Regions from separate parts of the Mus musculus genome. Here region 1 is linked to region 2. Evidence: chromatin loops called from intact Hi-C (ENCODE). Cell type or tissue: left cerebral cortex. All regions are shown on one strand. Each heading gives the region's core, and the rest is flanking DNA. Links, peaks and the distances in the headings are about the cores only.

Evidence for each region. Hi-C counts contacts between places; a loop is a spot of excess contacts. Peaks named below come from ENCODE experiments on the same cell type or tissue, not always from the same donor. Only the 100,000 strongest peaks of a DNase experiment are listed, where the experiment ranks them.
Region 1: it touches region 2 in a loop (3-fold over the local background); 2 of 42 quality-filtered maps call a loop at or near these places.

What each region holds. Positions count from the first base shown.
Region 1 is chr15:54,394,774-54,405,982 of GRCm38, reverse strand. No RefSeq gene overlaps it. Among named protein-coding and RNA genes, the nearest start is that of Colec10, 10 kb to the left of the region's middle. In left cerebral cortex, for the core only: no CTCF peak of the experiment used is centred there; DNase peaks (open chromatin) are centred at 5,896 and 6,427; H3K27ac peaks cover 461 bases.
Region 2 is chr15:53,884,636-53,895,844 of GRCm38, reverse strand. All of the region lies in intron 1 of Samd12 (sterile alpha motif domain containing 12), which reads left to right. Among named protein-coding and RNA genes, the nearest start is that of Samd12, 12 kb to the left of the region's middle. In left cerebral cortex, for the core only: no CTCF peak of the experiment used is centred there; a DNase peak (open chromatin) is centred at 5,429; H3K27ac peaks cover 861 bases.

The DNA of each region.
Region 1 (11,209 bases), core at 4,160-8,159, 510 kb before region 2:
TGATAGGAGTCTATGTGTGAACTCATTAAAGTCAACAGGTATGCACATGAAAATTATTTGCATGGTACTAACATTCTGCAAAAGGCTGATCCAAGCTCATTGATGTCCCAATAAATATGGGATGACAGGGATTGTAAAAAAGAAGAATTTTTAAATTGTCAAATTGTGTTAAATATGTTTTCTTTACTGGCTACAAATACCTCACATTGTTGAGGAAGACTTAAAACTGGCATCCCTAAGACTGCATTTTCATTTATCCTTGAACTGAAGCAATTGAGAAATTCAAGTCAACACTGGTTTTACTTAATAACATTGTTTTGAAATAGACAACAAACCCAACAAGTTTATAGCTGCAATAAAATTGGAAGGAAGTTAAAGCAAGATTCCAAAAGAAAAGGGCTCTACGGCTGGTTTTCAGAACTGTCTGCAGAATTCCATATTTTCTTGGCTCATTCTTCTTCCATTCTCCAGGACAATACATTTCAGGCTTAGTGTTGCCCAAATATGACCTTCTACTAAAGGGAATAATATATGAATTCCTTATTCTCCTGTACAGATTTAGTGGTTTGAGTGGCAGCTTTCTGTAGATGTATCCATATCCTGAATCGCCCAGTCTGTGAATAGGAATGTGTTTGGCAGAAGTGTTTTATAGATGTCACTGAGCAAGATGTTTTAAAATGAGATCATGGATTATCTCTGTTGGCTCTAAGTCCAATGGCAGGCGTCCCTATAGGAGACACCCAAACAGAAAGACAAGGTCAAGAGTAGAAACACATGTAAAGACAGAAGCATGGACTTAGGCAACCGTAAGCTAAGAAACAACCTTGCCTCTGCCAGAATATATGAAAGGCTGGGGATGAGTCTTCCAAGGAGCCTTCAGCATGAGCTCAGCCCTGCTTGGAAGGTTGAGCTTGAATCCTTGGCCTTTAGAAATCTGAGGTAATAAGTTCCTGTTGTTTTAATCCACCAAGTTTGTGCTAATTTGTTGCAGCAGTCGTAGGAGTCTGAAATGCCATTCTTGTGATTTTCCTGCACAGTTACTGGAAGAAGTGACACATGAAAACATTTGCTCAGTGCCTGACAGAGACCTAGGAACATCTGTTCCTGTGCGCATTTTAATTATCATGCATCCAGCTCAGATGGTATCTGGAGGGGAAACCAAATCCAGGGTATAAAATGAGCATATCCTAAGGCAGTTAGTTGTGTTTTACCAGCAAAAACAAGTGGGGCCATCACCTCGTCTCCACAAGGGGTTTCCTGACAAGTTGATAGCACTTGACTTTGCAGTTTGCTCTGGTTTGTCCATTCTTTTTTTTTTTTTCTTTTGTCTTTGTTAGAACAGTGACGGTTTAATGGTTTTATAATGGTTTAATGTAATGATACATATATAGTATACATTTTTTTAGATTTATTTTTTTCTTGGATGTTTTCTTCATTTACATTTTAAATGCTATCCCCTTTCCTAGTTTCCTCTCTGAAAATCCTCTATACCCTCCCCCCTCCCAGTACTCCCCAACCCACCCACTCCCACTTCCTGGCCCTGGCATTCCCCTATGCTGGGGCCTAGAATCTTCACAAGACCAAGAGCCTCTCCTCCCAACTCCCGACTAGGCCATCCTCTGCTACATATGCAGCTAGAGCCATAAGCTCTGAGGGTACTGGTTAGTTCATATTGTTGTTTCTCCTATAAGGCTGCAGACCCCTTCAACTCCTTGGGTGGTTTGTCCATTCTCGTAAGTGCCTTACTGGGTTCAAATTCCTCTTGGTGGATTGATTTAATTTGATGCCTTTTGGAAGCATCAGAAATTAGTAGAACGGCTTTTACAATGCATATTTAGAGGAGAGCATGCAAATATGCCCATCACTCACTCGTTTACATTTTTCTACATTTCAAGTTAAATATGGATGGAAGCATAATTTAAAAACTCAAATGGTGTTAGCAGAGCCGTAAAATAAAGACAGAAGCTTGCAGCTCCACCCTTCTCATTTCTGGTTATTTTGCCCTCGAGGAAACTATTTGAATACTTTTAGTATCTATTCACTTATCTCCTCTGCATTATAAATAACAAATAGATGATTATAATATCTTAAAATGTAGATTTTACTGGCTTCTGAATATGAAAGTTAGAAAATTCTTTTCCTCTTTTACCCTCCACATACCCCATACATATTTTCCCTGATTTTATCTTTGTAACTTAATAATAGTATACATTTAGAACAATATTCAATGTTTATATTATGATAGCTGCACAAAAATTACTCACAGTCAAGTCACAAAGTGCATTATAATTACATTTTGTTTCTTGTATTAATGCTTCCTGAGTTTATTGATTATATTATTTTCCTTTGCATGGATTTCTGTGTACACACAAATTCTTTGAGATTTATCACTTCTATGGAAATGTAAAATATTCTGTTAGTTTCTACTGTATTTTTCCTTAGATAGCTCTCTCTTCTTGAATCCTCTGGTTTAGTGTATTATTTAGGCTGATTGCTTGTTACAGACCTGTTATGCTGCAATATCTCTTTGATATTGTCTAGGGATCTAGACTTCATATCTCATTTTTGTGCAGTATGCTCTATAGTAGTTTACTGGGCCAAAGTATACTGTAGATTAAATTTAGAGAAATTATATTTCTGAAAATCTAGTAATTTTCTCTTTGTATCATCTAACAGTTTTGCTGGATATAGAATCCCAGGATGTAAATAATTTTCACCCCCATGTGTAAAGACATTGCTTTAGTTTTGCAGTTGAGACATTTAATGTCATTCATGTTCACTACAATTTGTAGAGATTTTTGGTGCCTCCCCCCTTTTTTAAAGATTTTGAGAGCTCTGTTCATCAGTGTTACAAGTTTTCTTGTGCTAGTTTTTAATAATTTCCTTGCCCTTACCACCAATCACCTTCACCTCCATATTTATTTTTCTCTTTTTCATTCTCAAATACTTTCATACATATATTAACTTGCCTGGTAGTGGTGGCACACACCTTTAATCCCAGCACTTGGGAGGCAGAGGCAGGCAGATTTCTGAGTTTGAGGCTAGCCGTTCCAGGACAGCCAGGGCTACACAGAGAAACCCTGCCTCAAAAAAAAAAAAAAAAAAAAAAAAAAAAAAAAAAAAAAAAAAAACAATATATATGTGCATGTGCATGTGCATATTTATATGTATATAAAACTGATAGTCTAATACTTCTTAACATTTGCTTTTTAATTCTTATGTTGAAGATATCTATTATGCTTTATAGTAAAACATTATAAATTACTTGTATATCCAAACTCTATGACATATAAAGGACTTAATTCATTCAATAAATATCTATTGAGTACTTAGTGTATGTCTGACATGCTACATTTTTCTTTCCTTTTTCCAGTAAAAGTGATTAAACACGGAGTCTTATCACTACTAGGCCAGCACTACACCCTTGAGCTATATCCTCAGGCTTCTGCTACATTCTATTTTGAGAAATAGTGTTGCCCATTTTCTTAGGGATACTTGAGGTTACTCTGTAGCTTAAACAGACCTTGAATTTGTGATCCTCCTGTCTCAGTCTCCTAAATGACTAGGATTACAGGCTTGTGCCATTAGTCTTGGCTGTAGCACTGTGTCTTTGTTTCAATTTATCATTCTAGCTTATCAGTTAGAGTCTTCAGAGAAACATTCTCTGTTTCATATAGTGTCCCTATTTAGTATGATTTTCTAACTTCTGAATGTTTTAATTTATGTTTATTTATCCCTATTTTTGTTAAAATATCTAGTCACTCCACCCTACTCCATTTGTAGTTAAGAGCTATGAAATGTTATAAGAAAACTCTGCATCTCTAAATGGATTTAGTTGGCTAGACGCTGGTGATTAGTTTTAACTGTCACTGCAATTAGAATCATCTGAGAACAGAGTCTTAGTAAGGGATTATCTTGAGTAGATTTGCTTGTGGGCTTGTTCATGGGAATATGACTTTATTGTAATTATTGATGTAGGAAGACCTATCCCACTGTGGGTGGAAATACTCCCTAGGCTTGTCTCCTAGACTGTATAAGAGTGAGGCTCAGAGCTGAACAAAGAATTCTCACCTGAGGAATACCGAATGGCAGAGAAGCACCTGAAAAAATGTTCAACATCCTTAATCATCAGGGAAATGCAAATCAAAACAACACTGAGATTCCACTTCACTCCAGTCAGAATGGCTAAGATCAAAAACTCAGGTGACAGCAGATGCTGGCAAGGATGTGGAGAAAGGGGAACACTCCTCCATTGTTGGTGGGATTGCAAGCTTGTACAACCACTCTGGAAATCAGTCTGGCGGTTCCTCAGAAAATTGGACATAGTACTACTGGAGGATCCCGCAATACCTCTCCTGGGCATATATCCAGAAGATGTCCCAACCGGTAAGAAGAACACATGCTCCACTATGTTCATAGCAGCCTTGTTTATAATAGCCAGAAGCTGGAAAGAACCCAGATGCCCCTCAACAGAGGAATGGATACAGAAAATGTGGTACATTTACACAATGGAATACTACTCAGCTATTAAAAAAATGAATTTATGAAATTCCTAGGCAAATGGATGGACCTGGAAGGTATCATCCTGAGTGAAGTAACCCAATCACAAAAGAACTCGCACAATATGTACTCACTGATAAGTGGATATTAGCCCAGAAACTTAGGATACCCAAAATATAAGATACAACTTGCCAAACGCATGAAATTCAAGAAGAACGAAGACCAAAGTGTGGACACTTTACCCTTTCTTAGAAATGGGAACAAAACACCCATGGAAGGAGTTACAGAGACAAAATTTGGAGCTGTGACGAAAGGGTGAACCATCTAGTGATTGCCATATGCAGGGATCCATCCCATAATCAGCTTCCAAATGCTGACACCATTGCATACACTAACAAGAGTTTGCTGAAAGGACCCAGATATAGCTCTCTCTTGTGAGACTGTGCCGGGGCCAAGCAAACACAGAAGTGGATGCTCACAGTCAGCTATTGGATGGATCACAGGGCTCCCAATGGAGGAGCTAGAGAAAGTACTCAAGGAGCTAAAGGGATCTGCAACCCTATAGGTGGAACAACATTATAAACTAACCAGTACCCCGGAGCTCTTAACTCTAGCTGCATATGTATCAAAAGATGGCGTAGTCGGCCATCACTGCAAAGAGAGGCCCATTGGACTTGCAAACTTTATATGCCCCAGTACAGGGGAACGCCAGGGCCAAAAACGGGGAGTGGGTGGGTAGGGGATTGGGGGGGTAGGTATGGGGGACCTTTGGGATAGCATTGAAATTGTAAACGAGGAAAATACCTAATAATAAAAAAAATAAAAAAAAAGAGTGGAAAATGATTTGAATAGCATACATGCATGCAGTTATTCATTTTGCCTTTGCCTATGGATATAATGTGACTGTTTTAAATTTTTTGCTGTTTTAACTTCGATGTCACGAAACTTGGAAATGTGAGCCTAAGTGAATTCTTTCAACCTTATGTTACTTTGTAGGAAGGTATTTTATCATGCCAATAAAGCAGAAACTAGGTAATTAGCATATTACAACTATAGTAAGGTAGGGTCAAATGGTGGTGATGCCTAGTTTATGAAGACAGTTGCTGTGGAAGACATACATTGTTACTTAAAGGCCTGTTCTCATCATTTTTAGAGCTATTTCCTGATCTAGACAATTCACTTAGGGTACTCTATTTTTTGCCCAGTATGACATACACATCTGCCTAATTTTGGTTATGGGTAGGATTTAAGTATCTCTAGGCTCATTTTTACCTTTCTCTTTGTCTTCTGATGCTCAGCAAGACTCCAGTTATCCATAAAGTCCCCTAACATAGACTCTATTTTTAGTTCAGTCTCTCTGTGTGACAAAATTTCGTCTTATTTAAGCTCCACCAAATGAAGAACATCTTTCCAGACTTCCAGAATGATCTGGGAAGCTCAAAGCAGAAATCACCCTGTAAAGACTTCCCTTATCTTCTAATTTAGCCCCATTTTGTCAGCAAGCTAAATGGCATCTTGTAGCTTAAGTACCTGAGCCTTCTGGGTTTCTGGTGCATTGCTAACTTAGATCTTTCTGTCACTCAGAGTGACAGATAATTTTCATATCTCACTGGTCAGTTAAGATTGTATTTTCACAATAACAGTGTCACTGTCCCTGATTCTTCTTTTCATTTTTCTCTCTGTCATTGAGGAATGCTTTATTTTATGAGTGCTATTTGGGGGACATTCTGTAGGGAACACGAAATAAACACGTAGATTCAATCTGCCATATGGACACAGATGTTCCAAAATTACTTTATGATATAATTTGATGGAACTCCTGTGGGAAAATGTGCTGAAATGATGTTAAACAACATATTTTTCCCCATAAAAATCTGAACAGGGGAGAACATTCGAACAGTGGCTATGCAAAGTGCTCGGGACATTCTTCCCACAAACATCTATAACACCACATGACCTTATGAAAAAGAATCATTCCAGGGCCTGTACACATTGGCCAGAGTAGGCAAGTTTTTATGTATTTATTCTTGCAAAGCTGCTACTGATTTGTGTAAGAACAGTGCAGTTTAAAGTCTTTTTTGTTGAAAGCAAGTCTACCACTGTGAACATCTCAGCTGGTGAGAATAGCTATCTGATGAGCAGAGATGGCCGGAATATACTGCAATTTTGTTGCTGCAGAACAGACTCAATATAAAGTATGGTTTGAAAACAAGCCAATGGTTATTATAAGCAACCTGGAAGAACAAAAAAAATAAACACTCATGATAAGGATTAATTTGCTGCTAATGAAATATCTGCTGTGGTTTGGATGGAAAATGTCCCCCAGCCTCCTTTGTTTGAGTATCTAGTCCTCAGTTGATGACATTGTTTTGGGGAGATTATATGATTATTGGGGTAGGAGGCATTGTTGAAGGGGGCATAACATTGAGGATAGGACTAAAAAGGTAATAGACTGGGCTCATTTTGGGCCAAGGATGTTGTTACCTGCCTGCCGCTGTGGTAAGATGGTTTGAAGGTTCTCATCACCACTGGTCGAGCTGTTCCACCCATGACACTGTCTGCCAGAATGATATGAATCCATGAATCTGTATGCCTAAGAAAACACTCCTCCCCAAAGGTAGTTGTGTAAGATATTGGTTGTAGTAACTTAAAAGTAACTTACAAAACACAATAAAAAGTCAATGGAATGAACAATAGTCTTATTAGCAATTGATACCAGAAGTCATTCACATACAATTAAGTGAACTTAGAACTATATCACACACATGCAGAAAATACACTCCAAATTATAGAATAAAATACCAGATCTTCATGATCCTTACTTATAGAAGATCCTTACTACACAAAAACCAAATTCATGAAAAGCTATAAATTATACTACATGAAAGCTAGAAACATTAGGGCTAGAGAAATGTTTCAGTGGCTAAGGCACTTGCTGTTCTAGCAGAGGACATAGGTTTGTTTCTCAATACCTATACTGGGTATTTCACAGCAGGCTATATAATTCCAGTTTCAGGAGATCCCATGTACTCTCTGGCCACCGTATGTGCCTGCATGCATGTGGTGCACATATATACAGTAAGTACACACACATACATGTAAAATAAATAAATATTTTTTAAAAATTAGAAACATTATTATAAAAAAAAACTACCACTTAAAAGAAACTTGAACAGGCAAGACACAGATTGAAAAACATATTTTCAATAACATACCTATTAGGGAACTTGTATTCAACTACATAAAGAAAATATTCAGAAATTATATATTCAATGAAGGACTTGTGCTTGACTAAACAGCCATACATATTACCAACTAAAAATCAGCACAATATTTATATGGCATAGCAACATAGCTAATATATATGAAAGTATACAACATATCCATTCATTAAATTCCAAAGAGAGATTATTACATATAGATAAAATTTTACATCATCAAAATTAATCTGATATTGCTTAATGTTTCCAGGGTGAGGCAACCTGTAGTAATAACTGATTGATTGTTCTGATGTATAGTAACAGAGTCCCTTTGGAAGGAAGTTTTTAGCATCTTAGGAAAGTGAAATAGAAACCTCAGCCAGAGAGCCAAGCAGTTTAACTCCTACATATCTACTTAAGAAAAAAGAAACATAAATGATCACTTGAATTCTTGTAAATGAAAGTTCACAATAACATTGTTAAAGAAAAAGCGGGCAAAATGGAAAGGATTCATCAAACAGTGAATAGATTAAAAAAAAATTGTATCACTTCTTCCCAGTAGATTGTGAATTAATGGTTATGGAAACTGTTAGTAATTAATAGAAAAATAGGTAATATCTCTCCAAACTATGCTAAATAAAAAATGATACAAGTATACAATATAGAGTTCTTTTAAAATGAAATTTATTTTTAAAAGTAAGGTTGAAAGTAAGGTTATATGGTTTCCTAAAGAGGAAGCAGGAGTTGATTGCAAATGAAACATCTTTTAGAGATAAGGGCTCTATTATAAAATTAGGTTAGAGCCTAATTTTATATTTTTATAATTTTTTTTATAATTTTTAGTACATTTATACATAACTGTATAAATGTACTAAAATCAAATTCTTCATTGAAAATCAGTTAATTGTAAAATATATAATTCATACCACCATAAAACTGTAAAATAACTGTCATGAAAATTGCATTTAATGCTCTTGGAATGATTATGAGCTTCGAGTAGTGTTTATTAGCCCAGGGTCAGTCAATAGATGAATTCCTGCTTTTTGTGAAATGTCCATGTAAAGTTAGAAACCTTACATTTGTTTTCAGTTCTCTATAATCTGATTCAGTACACCTAAAACTTTTCAATAAAGAATTTTTCAGTCAAAATAATTGATCTGAAATAGATAAAAGACAAACATTAACAGACACACAACTCAAAATTTATGATTTATATCTAATTATAACATTAATTACAAATTAATTATATTAGAGATCATAGGAATCCCAACCAGCTTTATTTACAAAGGGATCAATATCTTCTTCTGATGCTAATGTACTTGGAAGTAAGGCATTGATTTTCATTATTGTTCTGCAGTGATTAATTACATAGCAGTATTTTGACTTATATTGGTTAAATTAGCATAGATAATTATATGGACACATAATGAAAGTTTGATTTTGAATGATAGTTATGTATAATGATAATGCCTTCATCCATCCACATAATATTACTTATTAGATACCATTATAAGTTATGTGGATTTTATTTATAACAATGAATAAAAGTGTCTTTTCCCTAAGAGATTTATCTTCATCTTACTGAGGTTCCAGAAAGATAAAAGCAATTGCCATCAGTATGAGGCTTACTTTATATCAATATGGTATGAATATATATATACATATATATATGTGTGTGTGTGTGTGTGTGTGTGTGTGTGTGTGTGTGTGTGTATAAAATACTGACCTTGTAGTTGTTATGAAGACTTGGAGGTGAGGCACCATACCTAGGTTTGGCAGCTCAAAGCACATTTTCTATTGGATTATGGAAAGCCTGTTGGAGTTTGCTGGTACAATGGGGAAAATAAAGGGAAGCTATCCCACATAGAAAAAAAGCATATGTGTCTCAGTTGAAGGACAAGGTGAATGGAGGAACTGGAGGTAGTCCATTAAAAGTAGAGCTGGGAACTTGGTAGGGTCAATGGGGTCCAAGGTTTAGGTAGGAGCAGATGCTGTAGGGTGCAGTGCATGTTGTTAAGGAGTTAGAATGTATCTTCAGAGAAATGAGAACCAATGAAAAATTTAAAAAGAGAGAGAGATTTCAGTATTAGAAGTGAAACAAAGATGGCGAAAGATGCATCAGAAGCAAAACTTTACCGAGGTTTTGAACTAGAAACCAGAAGCAGGTTTGGAGTTGTATCTTGGTGTAGAATAATGGTTGCATATATCTGAAGCTTTAAATTAGGTCTCTAGCACCACAAAGAAAAACAGAAAAGAAACTCAGAAAGAACAGCTAGGTAGACTCATGGAGTTAGAGGTGTTTTATTTGCTTCTTTATTGATATGGTTGACCTTTAGTTTTGTTTGTTTGTTTGTTTGTTTTGTTTTTTGTTTGTTTTAGTTCTTTGAGAATTTAGTATAATGTATTTTGAAAATACATCCAACAACAGCTCCTTTTTAAAAATTTTTATTTTATTTTATTTTTTAAATATTTTTTATTACATATTTTCCTCAATTACATTTCCAATGCTATCCCAAAAGTCCCCCATACCCTCCCCCCCACTTCCCTACCCACCCATTTCCATTTTTTTGGCCCTGGCGTCCCCCTGTACTGGGGCATATACAGTTTGCGTATCCAATGGGCCTCTCTTTCCAGTGATGGCCGACTAGGCCATCTTTTGATACATATGCAGCTAGAGTCAAGAGCTCCGGGGTACTGGTTAGTTCATAAATGCACCCCCATTTCTATATCCACTCAACTTTGTGCCCTCTTTTCTTTTGTTGTGGCTTTAAATAAAAGTACAATGTGTGCTTCTCATATATTCTGGTATGTGCGGTCTTCTGCTGGAGCATGGTCAAATTACTAGTGTTTATACCCTTAAAGAAAACTCACTCTCCCCTTTCTAGAGGTTCCCAGCTGCTCCTTGGCTGGAGCTGGGGCTGGGGCTGGGGCTGGGGCTGGGGCTGGGGCTGGGGCTGGGGCTGGGGCTGGGGCTGGGGCTGGGGCTGGGGCTGGGACTTCATGTCCATCTCTGTTCTGTGCTGGGAGTTTAGCTTGTACAGGTCTTAAACATGATGTCACAAATGCTGTGAGTTCAAACGTGCAATTGCCCTGCTATGTCTGGGAAACCTGATTTCTGTTAGCCACTATAGTCTTTACACCCCCTCCCTTACTATTGGTCCCTAAGTCTCAAGAGAGTGGGATATATATATATATATATATATATCCCATCTAGGATGAAATTTTCCACATTCTTATTCTCTGCACCTTTACAAGTTTTGGGTCTTTGTGTTAATCACCATCTACTATGAAAGAAGTTTCTTTGGTTCTATGATAGTGGTTGAGACATGCACTCAACTATGGAGATAGGGATAAGTCAATAGGAGTCTGTTTGATACTATGCCATTTATTTCTTCCCTGAAACCATGGACCTGTTTAGCGACAGCTCTTGGAATTGTTAATGCACCATGAATGGGTTTCAACTTGTGGGGTGGGGCTTAGATCCAATCAGAAAGTGCTGGTTATTCTCA
Region 2 (11,209 bases), core at 2,939-6,938:
AGAAATATCAATTTCATAAACCTTCCTGTCTGTCCATCTCCCTCTTGCCTCCCTTCCAACACTCAGATATACGACATAGAGGCAAAATAAGAGTAATTTCAGCCTTTTCAAGACAGAAGAGATGTGAATGGACTCTATGGAAATGACATTGGTCAACTGGAGGAATGGGGCCAATGTCCCAATTAAAATTAGGCAGAGTTAGGTCTCCTTGCAGAAGAACATCAGCAACAATGTTGGCATATGTGCCCAAGAGAAATATGAAAATTTTCTAAGCCTCAAGCAACACCCTTGGTGATATAGAATATCTTAAAATATTCTGGAGGAAAAATGATAGCTTTTCCAACTAGGCTGTGAAGAGTCAAGTGTGAAATGAAAGATATTGTCCTGCTGGCATAAATCTTGATGGAGAAATTATATAAGAAATAAAAGTAGGTTCTTTTTGTCCTATGAATTCACATCATATTCATAATTATAGCAAAAGTGTGTTTTAAGCGGACATAAAATAAGCTTCTTACCTTCTCTGTCCAGATAAAGTATCATTCCAATTGTGTCGGTGTTATTTTCAATAACTTGGCCTCCATTCGAAATGTATTTATAGACTCCATTCTCAATATAGATATAGATGCATATTTCTTACTCATTTCTTGTTCTGTACTTTATGGTTTCATATTAATATTTTAAAGGTTTTTAAAACTTGGATTATTTGGGTGTGAATCATCTATGGTAAAATTTTATAGTTCTCACACTTTTGGAAAACACATATTCCTGTAACCAACATTGCAATGAAGAGCTAGAACAATTCTAACACCTTGCAAAGTTCATGCATGCCTTATACTCCTATAGTCCCTGACAATACTGATCTGGATTCCGTCTCTGTGATTTTCCTCTTCTAGAATGTCACATAATGCCACATACATCTTGTTGCTATTGAAGAGTAGTACCTGAGCAATATTCTGTGCTGTGGAAATACTGACACTTATTCAGAACACGTGGAGTGTTTCTAGTCAGTGATTGTTATTAGTGAACCACTGAAAACAACTGCTTCCAGTTTGTGTGACTTACTCATTTCTCTTGTGTGAACCAGAGTAGGAGTTTTAAGTCAAATAAACTGTGTTCTTGTAGCAAGTGTTGTAGGAGCTGGGAAGATGGCTCAGGTGGAAATGTGCTTCCTGCAGAAGTGTTCGTACATGAGTTCAGATCTCTACCACTCATGCAAAACCCATGTGTGGTGGCCTGTATCTGAAAGCTCACCAGTGAAGAGGGCTGAGACAGCAGGAAGTCTGGAGTTCACTGGCCAACCAGTCTAGCTGAAATGACAAGCTCTAGGTTCAGTGAAAGACCATGTTTGGAACAAAAGGAAGGAGGACAACAAAAGACCAACCCCTGACGTCAACTTCAGTCCTCCACATGCACACACATCAGATGAGCATGGTCACAAAATAGGCACACGGGTACACGAACACATACAAGCATTCCTCTCCCCAGCACATTAAAAAAATGTTTAGCCTTGTACAGAACTGCCAACCTGTTCTCTGAGGAAGCTTTGCTTCACACAGTGCTCTTTCACAGGGATTTGCGTTCTGTGTCCCAATCATCTTCAGGAGGCCTCACACAAAGAAGAGATTCAGGATATCATGGCTCTGCTGGTTGGGTAGGATTGGAGGACAGCTGTGTGGCTATGACAAGTACACACCCCACACTTCAGTGTGGATATTGCCTAAAAAATGTCTCCAACATTAGCATTTCAAGGAGAAAGGCTCAATGTTTTTTGAGTAGGTTCTGTGAGAAGTCATGGACATCTGGACACTAGTTTTGCCACCGTTGTGTTTGGGAGAGCAGTCAGAAGAGGACATGCCAAGGTGAGCTGGATTTGGGGGAAATTTTGGCAAGTATGTGGACAAGAAAGACATGATTTGACAAGCTTTAAGATCTGAGTGCAGGGATTGGAGAGACAAAGTGGTTAAGAACACCTGCTGCTCTTGGGGATAACTGGGGTTTGGTTCCCAGCACCCACAATGAACAGCCAACAGCTATCTGTAAGTCCAGCTTTATGGGACCTGATGCTCTCTTCGAGCCTTAGACATTGCTATCACATGAATAAAACCCTATACACCTGCGCGCGCGCACACACACACACACACACACACACACACACACACAGAGTTAGTAAACAATAAAGTAAAATATCAACATTTTGCAAAAATCAAGGTTAGTTAGAAAAGGAAGAAAACAGCTCACTGTTTCTGAAAGGATTGGTCTTTCCTGCTAAGATGAGTTAGTTCTGCCTGTGGGATAGTTGACATTAACCTTGTGGCCTAAGGGAAGGTTTGCTCTTTTTACAGTGGATAAATGTTGAGGAAGAAGCTTGTATTTTGCAAGGAGAATTGAGTCTCTTATCAACTGTTCATTTATGCAGTAAGAGCAGTATTTGGTTTGCCTGCAAAATCACGGTATTCTCAGCTAGGAAGTGGGTCTGGCAGTAGATTTGCATCTGAATTTAGCCACAGCCATGGGCCATTGCACTTTTTTTTTTTTTTTTTTAGTTAGGGTTACTATTGTGATAAAACACCTTAGTGAAAAGGCAATTTGGGGAAGAAAGGGTTTATTTCACTCAAATTTCCACATTCCAGTTTATCACCAAAGGCACTGAGGGCAGGAACTTAAGCAGAACAAGAACATGGAGTCAGGGGCTGAAGCAGAGGCCATGGAGAGTGCTGCTTACTGGCTTTATCCCCATTGCTTTCTCTTAGCACCAAGGCTACCATCTCAAGATTGACCCTATCCCCATCAGTCATTAATTCATACAATGCCCTACAGGCTTGCCTATAGCCTGGTCTTATGGAGCCGTTTTCTCTAGTGAGGTTCTTTCCTCTTTGATGATTCTACCTTGTGTCAAGTTGAATGAGTAGCCATCACAACTGAACCTTTGTCAACTTGACATGTAAACACATTGCTTTTCACTCAGAACCTTTCCTTCCTCATTTATCCCCAAGACAGCATGTTAATACTAACTTCACAATATAAAACATACAACTTTAAAAGTTTCACCAACCGTGTAAACAACGCAATATCCAATGTCTGTGATACATTCGAGATCTTCTGAGCTCTTCCCAAGGGCTTGGGTCACTTGCCTGGCTCCACCCTCTGCAGCACACACTGCCTAACTTCCAGGCTCCTGCTGGCTCTCTTTCACCACTGCGGCTATTCTTCGTGGTCATCTCATGGTATTGATGACTCCAAACTGCTTGGTTCTCTTGCTGCAACTGGGCTGCACTTTCACAAATAGTCTTTCCTGGACGCTTATATGTGATCCCCATACACACCCCATCTGAGCACTGAGGGAAATTGGATTCATAATAAAACACTTTTATAAATCTACACAACTTCTCAGCCAGTGTGGGCTTTGTGGGAATATTTGCCAGATTTAAAGGTCATTGCATTTTCCTAACATTGTGTTGTTTTTATTTTGGCATGTTCCAATTTGGTAATTTGAATTTTGTTTACTAGTTGTCTTTTAGAAACCTTAGTGATTTATGATGGACAGTATAAAAATAAGATATTAATTGTGCTCTTTCTTACAGACATTTCTTCTAAGTTGTTGGAGTAAGTCTCTAATTTTTGTGAGCCTAGATCGATCACTATGCATTTGTATCTGTTCATATAGAACACTGCGTCTTGGCTTTTATTGCCATGGTTTGCCCATCCTGGTATCCAAATTCATCCAGCCTGTAATTACTGATAATTGGTATTTTTCTTTGATAATGGATACTTACGTGCCTTCTATATGTTGTACCTCATTAATGGCACCCAGTGGTATAGACAGTTCTAGGGTCATTGAGACTTTCCCTCCTGGTTATTAATCAGTTCAATCAAGGATTCATGCTCTAGCCATGTGTAGTGGTCCATGCCTTTAATCCCAGAACTTGGGAGACAGAGGCATGTGGATCTCTGTGAATTTGAGGCCAGCTGGTTTACATAGTGAATTCCAGGACAACCAGAACTACATAGTGGGACCTTGTCTCAAACAAACAAACAAACAAACAACAAGATTCATGTTTTAAATATAAAAAGGAGGCCGTGAGAGCAAACTGCACACTTTCTTTGTATCAGAGCAAGTGACTAAAGGTCACTGTATGTTTTGTTATGTAACTACAATTGAAAGGTTAGTCCTAATGTAGACAGGCAAAAGTCAAAAATGAAAACATAGAAGATGTGGTGGTTTAAACGAGAAACACCCCTCATAGTCTCAGCATTGGAACATTTGGTCTCCAGTTGGTGTTGCTCTTTGGAGAGGTTTAGGGGTTGCAGTCTTGCTGGAGGAAGTATGTCATTGGGTTTGGAAAATCATGAAGTTGGTCTGCAATAGCTTCCTTGAGAGGCATGAATCATAGATTTTTTTCAAGTTAGAGTCTGTGGCTCCCAGGTCAATGTGAGCCTTTCAGTTTCTGGGAAACCACAGTACTCCCTCAGGCAGTGAAGTGTTCAGGTCCCCCTTCTTTCCTCTGTGTCCCTTTGAGGTCAATGAATCATATAGAAATTTGACAGGGCAGTTAGTCTTAGGCATTGATCTTGTGTACCTTGTATAGCTTGCAAACGTCATTTTATCCTGGAAGCTATCATTATACCCTGTTTCTGATAAGTGTATAAAAAGTCTGATTGCTTGGCATAAATTTGTCTCCACCTCAGTCTTGCTGAGACCCCCTCCAGCCCATGTCTGCTTACGATTCGTCTCTCACTGATCATATCAGGAGACCTTGGCTTGCACTGGCATTTAGAATGATGAACTTGTTTTGAGGTTAAATAAACACACCACTTCCAGTTGGCTCCCCCTGCTTCATGCTTATGGTAAAGGGTGAGAGCTCTCAGTTTCCTGTTATGGCTGCTATGTCTTCCACTTCCCCACTTTGATGGACCCTTATTCCTCTAGAACTGTAAGCCCAAATAACTAACTGTCTTTTTCAATAAATTGACTTGGTCTTGGTATTTTATCAGAGCTACAGAATAATACATAAGGTAATAATAAGATAATAGTCATGGGGTGGGGGAAAGGACAGGAAGGACAGGTGTTAGAAATGTTTTCTAGGGGGTAAAAGATCCTGGATTTGGGATTATTTAATTGTAAGGAAGAGCAGATATATAATTAATCCTAACTGGTCAGGGGCTCTCCACTGACAACACAATGGAGTCCAAGTTCTTCGACTTCAGGGCCCTCTAAAATGGCTGTGTCTTCTTTCCAGGACTACATCCTACTGCTAAGAAATGTATTCCTCTTCCTAGGATCACAACAGATCTTAAGTTTCTTCTGTCTGCTCATATCTCTTCCCTGTCAAATGCTTTTACCCATATGTTCACACATTGCCTTTTTCACATTTTTCTCGGTACACATTTAAGGCAGTATGTGGGCCAAAGCAGTAGATGCTGGTGTGAGAACCATGTGACTGCAGCATTTCAGAGGGTCAAGGAGAATTTTCAAGAGGCAAGAAGAAGTAGCCATGGGAGTCCTCTACCATGTCCAATGTCAATCACTCATGATGTATAGAGTCAACCAGTAAGTGTGTTATAGGGCCTGCCCACTCACTGGCTTTGCCAATGCACAAAAAAGATTTGAAATCAAATAGAGAAGCAAGTCTGCATCATGATAGTTCAGAATATTGATAGGCATCAAAGGAAGAAACTACTCTATTCAGTGCAGATGTCTGTTCCCATATGTGTTCATGTATGTGCAAAGACAAACTTTAAATCTTATTCAGGAGTCATCTACCTTGTATTTTGAGATGAGTTCTCTAATTGGCCTAGAGCTTGCCCATTAAGCTAGACGGACTAGGCAGCAAACCCTCGGGGGTTACGCTGACTCTGCCTCTCCAGGGTGTCCAGCCACACCGCTTACCACGATGCCCGGCTGTTTTTCTTAAATTAATGTATTCGAGGGATCAAATCAAGGGCCTTATGTTTGCATGGCCAGCACTTGGCTGACTGGGGAATAGTCTCATGCAAGGAGAACTCTTCTTAGTGCATTTGGATGGCAATGGGAAGAAGATTGTATGCATGTAGAAAGAGGGATTAGTTATAGTGAACAAGATCAACGTCACAGGGATCACACACATAGACAAAGAAGACAGGAGACTGTGCCTGGACTTGAAACAAGATGAAATGAAGGGTTTGGTTTTCGTAGGAAATACTTGAAAGTGTTTACTACGACCCTATGACTTAATGAAGTGGTAATATTTGAAGATGAGAGATAGAGAGAAAGAGACAGAGACAGAGACAGAGAGACACACACAGAGAGAGAGAGACACAGAGAGAGAGGGAGAGAGAATTAAAAAGGAAAGCCACTGTTAATTTTGGAAGGATGGATGGGGTTAGATAAAGAATATTGTAATTGGAAAATGAATTCACAGCTACTAAACAGTAAATCTGAGTGGTATGATATGCATTGATCTAAATGTCATATATAAACTCACTCATCTTCATATTAAGGATCACTATTACCTTCATGTATAAAATGAAAAGAATATAAAACATTAGATTGTTTGCCAGTTGTCACACAGCTATAAACAGCTAAGTACTGTGGCTGGTGTTGGAACTAAGAAAATGATTGTTCATTTTCTATTTAATACTTTTAAAATGGGGCTGGAGAGATGGCTTGGGGGTTAAGAATTCTGGCTGCTTTTCCAGAGATTCTGAATTCAATTCCCAGCAACCACATGATGGCTCATAACCATCTCCAATGACATCTGGTGCCCTCTTCTGGCATGCAGGCAGAACACTATAAACATGAATGAATGAATGAATGAATGAATGAATGAATGAATGAATAGACAGACAGATAGATAGCAGGCAGAACACTATAAGCATACTAAATAAATAAATAAATAAATAAATAGACAGACAGACAGACAGATAGCAGGCAGAACACTATAAGCATACTAGATAGATAGATAGATAGATAGACAGACAGACAGACAGACAGACAGACAGACAGATAGATAGATAGATAGAATCTTTTACAAAAAAGAGAAAATACTTTGGTGAATGCCAGATTAAGATATAATCACCTACACAATTTTTTATATTTTATTTTCTATATGCCTATGGATGTTTTGCCTATAAATATGTCTGTGTATCATATGCATGCACGGTGCAGGAAGACATCAGAATAGGGCACCAAATCCTCTGGAACTAGTTTTGAATGATTGTAAGCTTCCACGTGGGTGCTGAGAATCAAACCTCGTACTTCTGGAAGAGCAGGCAATTCTTTTAATTCTCTGGCTGGGGATTTTTGGCAGTTTCTTGTTTCTCTTTTCTGCAGTAACTATGTAGAACATAGATGGGACACGAAGGCTTATTACTCTCAGGTGTAGGGGGAGAGGGGACTTCTCATCTTGGTCCATTTTGTGTGGAGGGTCAGCCTCGTGCTGTGGCTTAGTAGTGGCTCTGTCAGCCATCGGGACACACTTCAAGGAGGCACTCTGATCCCACTGCCTGGGGAAAACAGGGAAGTATAGAGATAGTGGCAAAAGGTTAAGGTAAAAGCGAGATTGAGAAAAAATCCGATTACAGTTTTGCCTGGATAGAAAGCCAGTCTCTAGTTTCTTCTCTTTCCAGGGCACCTTCCTGCCCTCAGCCGGATTAAGATTTGGGTTTCCAGAGTTTCGAGGCCATGTCCATGTTTGTAGGTTAGGGGGAGATTTCTCTAACACAGCTAAGCTAAGCAGCTCTTCGCTACTCCAGCCTCCCCGTGACAGTAGGGAGTCTGGCCAGTTTCTAAATTGAAACTCAATAGCTGGTAGCTTTGGCACCCATGTGTTTGCTGGGGCTCACCCCAAGACTGTCATTAAAATCACACAGCCTGGCTTCGTACTGCACAGAGCTTTCCAAAGGACTGTTTCCTGTTTGAGCTACGGATGATGAGCTGGCTGCTGAGCAGAACTCGGGCTTCCATTCTGTAAATAATGGCGCGAGGTCCCAGGTTCAAGGTCACAACAGCTAGTGTCAGAGCTGAGATTAGAGCTAGGTGGCCTGGTTCGTTTTATTGTGACTTCTGTGGAAGAGGTGGCATAGAGCCCACTTTGGATAAGGTTTTAAGTGGTGTATTAATATTAGTTGTTTATAGAATTTGTATTATTATTTCAAATGGAATTTGCTTTAAATTAAGGACAGAGCAACCAGAGCTCATGTGACAGTGGAAAGAAGTCTAGTTGATGGCTCAATATGATAGCAGGTTCAACTTTCTCTTTTCTAACTTTTTAAATTTTAGTTTTTGGTAATTGATCTCCATGACCAAATCTTCTGAATAGCTGAACTAAATTAAGGTTAAACTCTAAGGGTTATATTTCTTGATTATTAAAATCTTCATAGAGCCCATATAGGAAAAAATCATAAAATGATAAATTAGAAACTAACAATAGTAACTAGCATTGTAACAGCTCAGCTTTTAGACCCGTGGTATTAGCAGGTAGGATGGATGCTCTTTAGCCAGTAAGCTCTGGTTGATGGCCAGTAGTGGTTCTTAATAATCTTATGAAACTGACTTTAATATTATTTCTGTTTTGGACCAAGAGAAATTAAACATTTCACTAAGACCACAACAATGTAAAAAATCATGGTTCGTGTATTCTAACTCCATTGAATAACTTCAGTGTCTGCTTTGTTGCTACTAAATGTATCTGCTACCCAGATATACCCAGTATTCTATCCAAGGAGAGTTAGCATTCTTTGGGCTTTATAAACAACTATCTATACCTAAAGTAGCACATGCTACTCTAATAAATCGTAATAGTTGTTGATAAGAATAATAAAAATATTAATCCATTTATTTGCATGCTTTTGAGTGTAAAGGGCTGATTAATTTGGTATCCCTTAACTGTAATATCTCATTAGGCCAATGATGAGAGTCTGAAGACAGCAAAACCTGCTGTCCAAATCTTGGAAGGTGTCATCACTTTCTATTTGCTCTGGGCTCTGAGGTGTTAGTGGTCATTGTTAAAGGCACTGAAAAACACGCTAGTTAGAATGCCTTTTACACATGGCAAGTTTGGGATCAAAAGTTTTGTGTGTCTGTTACCTCCCTTTGAACTCTGTTCCACCAACTGGATTGCCTTATCTTGCCTCAGTGGGACAGGATGTGACTAGTCTTGCAATGACTTGAGGTGCCAGTGTGAGTTGGTACCCATGGCAGAAGTGGAAAGAATGGAACCTCTCTTCAGGTGGTAGTGATGTTTATTGATTCTCATGAACTGACCAGTTAAGGGGAAGGGAGAAGGTTGTTTTACAGGATACCACAAGGGTCATTTTTTTCTTAAGCTGATTACCTGGAGAAAGTCCAGCATTTAAATTCTAACTCCTGGGTCCAGAATCCATGTCTTAGTCCATCCATTTTACCTGCTTTCAGGTATTTTTAAATCAAAATGTGTTTTCTCCTGTTATTTCCATAAACGTCAATGACCTAAACACATATGTTGTAGGTTTCATCACTAAAGAGGATTCTTGTAAACAGTGATTTTTTTCTACTAAATTTATAATATTATCTTTTCTGATGTATTTGAATTCAAAGAAGATATGGTGCCTAGTAGATGATCTGAGTAACCGTCGATTCAGTTTAGATCTTAATAATAGTATAAGGCTTTCTGAACAATATATAATGGGGTGTAGGATAAAACTGAAGCTTCATAACTACCATTCTTGTGCATTTGATGAAAGTTTGATGAAAGTGGGCATGCCAATAATACATTCATCCCCAAATATGAATTCTGGGGGCAAGCACATTCTGCTTATACTTGAGGTAAGGAAATGATTTTAAGGAGAACAATCTAGAAAAGGCATGTGGGAAATGATTTTATGGAGTCCAGGCCTGGTGGGCTTAGGAAGCCTCTGTGTATGGGAAGCCACTTGTATGGGAAGAGTGCAGTAGTTAGGCTCTTGATTCCAGCATACAATCTGCTGACTGATCCAAGAGACCTTCCCATATGTTCCTTTCTGCTGACTGACTCTTTTTAAAGTTAGAATGGAGGAGTAACCCCAAGGGCTAGTATGCAGCTGTCTCTTCTCACTCCTACCAGCTCCCTCTGCTCTCTGCCTGCTTCTACCCAACAGTGCACTAATAGTGTGGAATTGGGCCTGCAAGCTTGCTATTGCAGAACTGGCCTCTTGGGAAGAGTCAACTGTCAAACAAGGATTCAGCCGTGGGTCTGGTTGTGTTACGTAGAAGATTGCTTCTTGTCCTTCATTGTGACACCTGAACTTCAGCTCTTGGAGAGGCATCAGTGGGCTTAAGATTCCCTGAAAAAGCAAGAAGAGAGAAACCATGTCGAAATATAATTCTGCCAACACATTTGAAATTCAGGTAGCATCTTAACGCCATGCTAGGCTTATTTGTTCATAGATGAGTAATGAACAGAGAGTTGTATTAGAAATTGCAAAGTGAGGGGAATTTAGTGCCTGGATATACTTAAACAAAGACAGACCACTGAATAGTCATGGAGAAAAAGTAATAATGTATTTAGTTTCATAAGCACATTGTATGTTTAAACCGAAGTAAAATTTGTATGCATAGTTTTTTTTAAGTCTAATTTAGTAAATCCTTGTACAAAGCAGAATAGTATTAGAAATGCACGAATAATTTTGAAAAAGTATGCAGCACAGCAATATTACCCTATTTTAAATTAACACTTTAAAACAATTGTCATTGTGGGCCTATTTTATATCTCCTTTGGAAAGAAAAAGGGAAAAAGAATTATCCATGGGTTTACCTTCAAAAGACAGCCACTACGAGGACTTGGCATATTTTATTCTAACCTTTTCTCTGGGTGGTTTTTGGTTTTGCATAGCAGTCGTAAGATATTTTGATGGCTTTTTTTTAGTGGAAATCTTTCATCTTTGGTTGGAGTTGACTGTGGTTGTATTCTGATAACGCAAGTCTGTGATGTGTGCTTTTCTTGTCATGAGGCTGAATAAGTAACACTTCGGTGCTTGGCTTGAATAAATTCTCCATGATGCTTTTAACATAAAAACACTGTTGAGATTAGAAGTGAAAAATCCTTAGAGAAAAGAAGGAGGATGTGTGTTTCACAACCACTTAAAAATATCATATCTGAAAATAATAATCAGAAGCACAAAAATGACTTGGGGGATGAGTAAAACACAGATAATACCTGAAGGTTCCTCAGATGGGAACGAGTCTCTAGGTGGCTGTGGGACGCATTGCTGATGT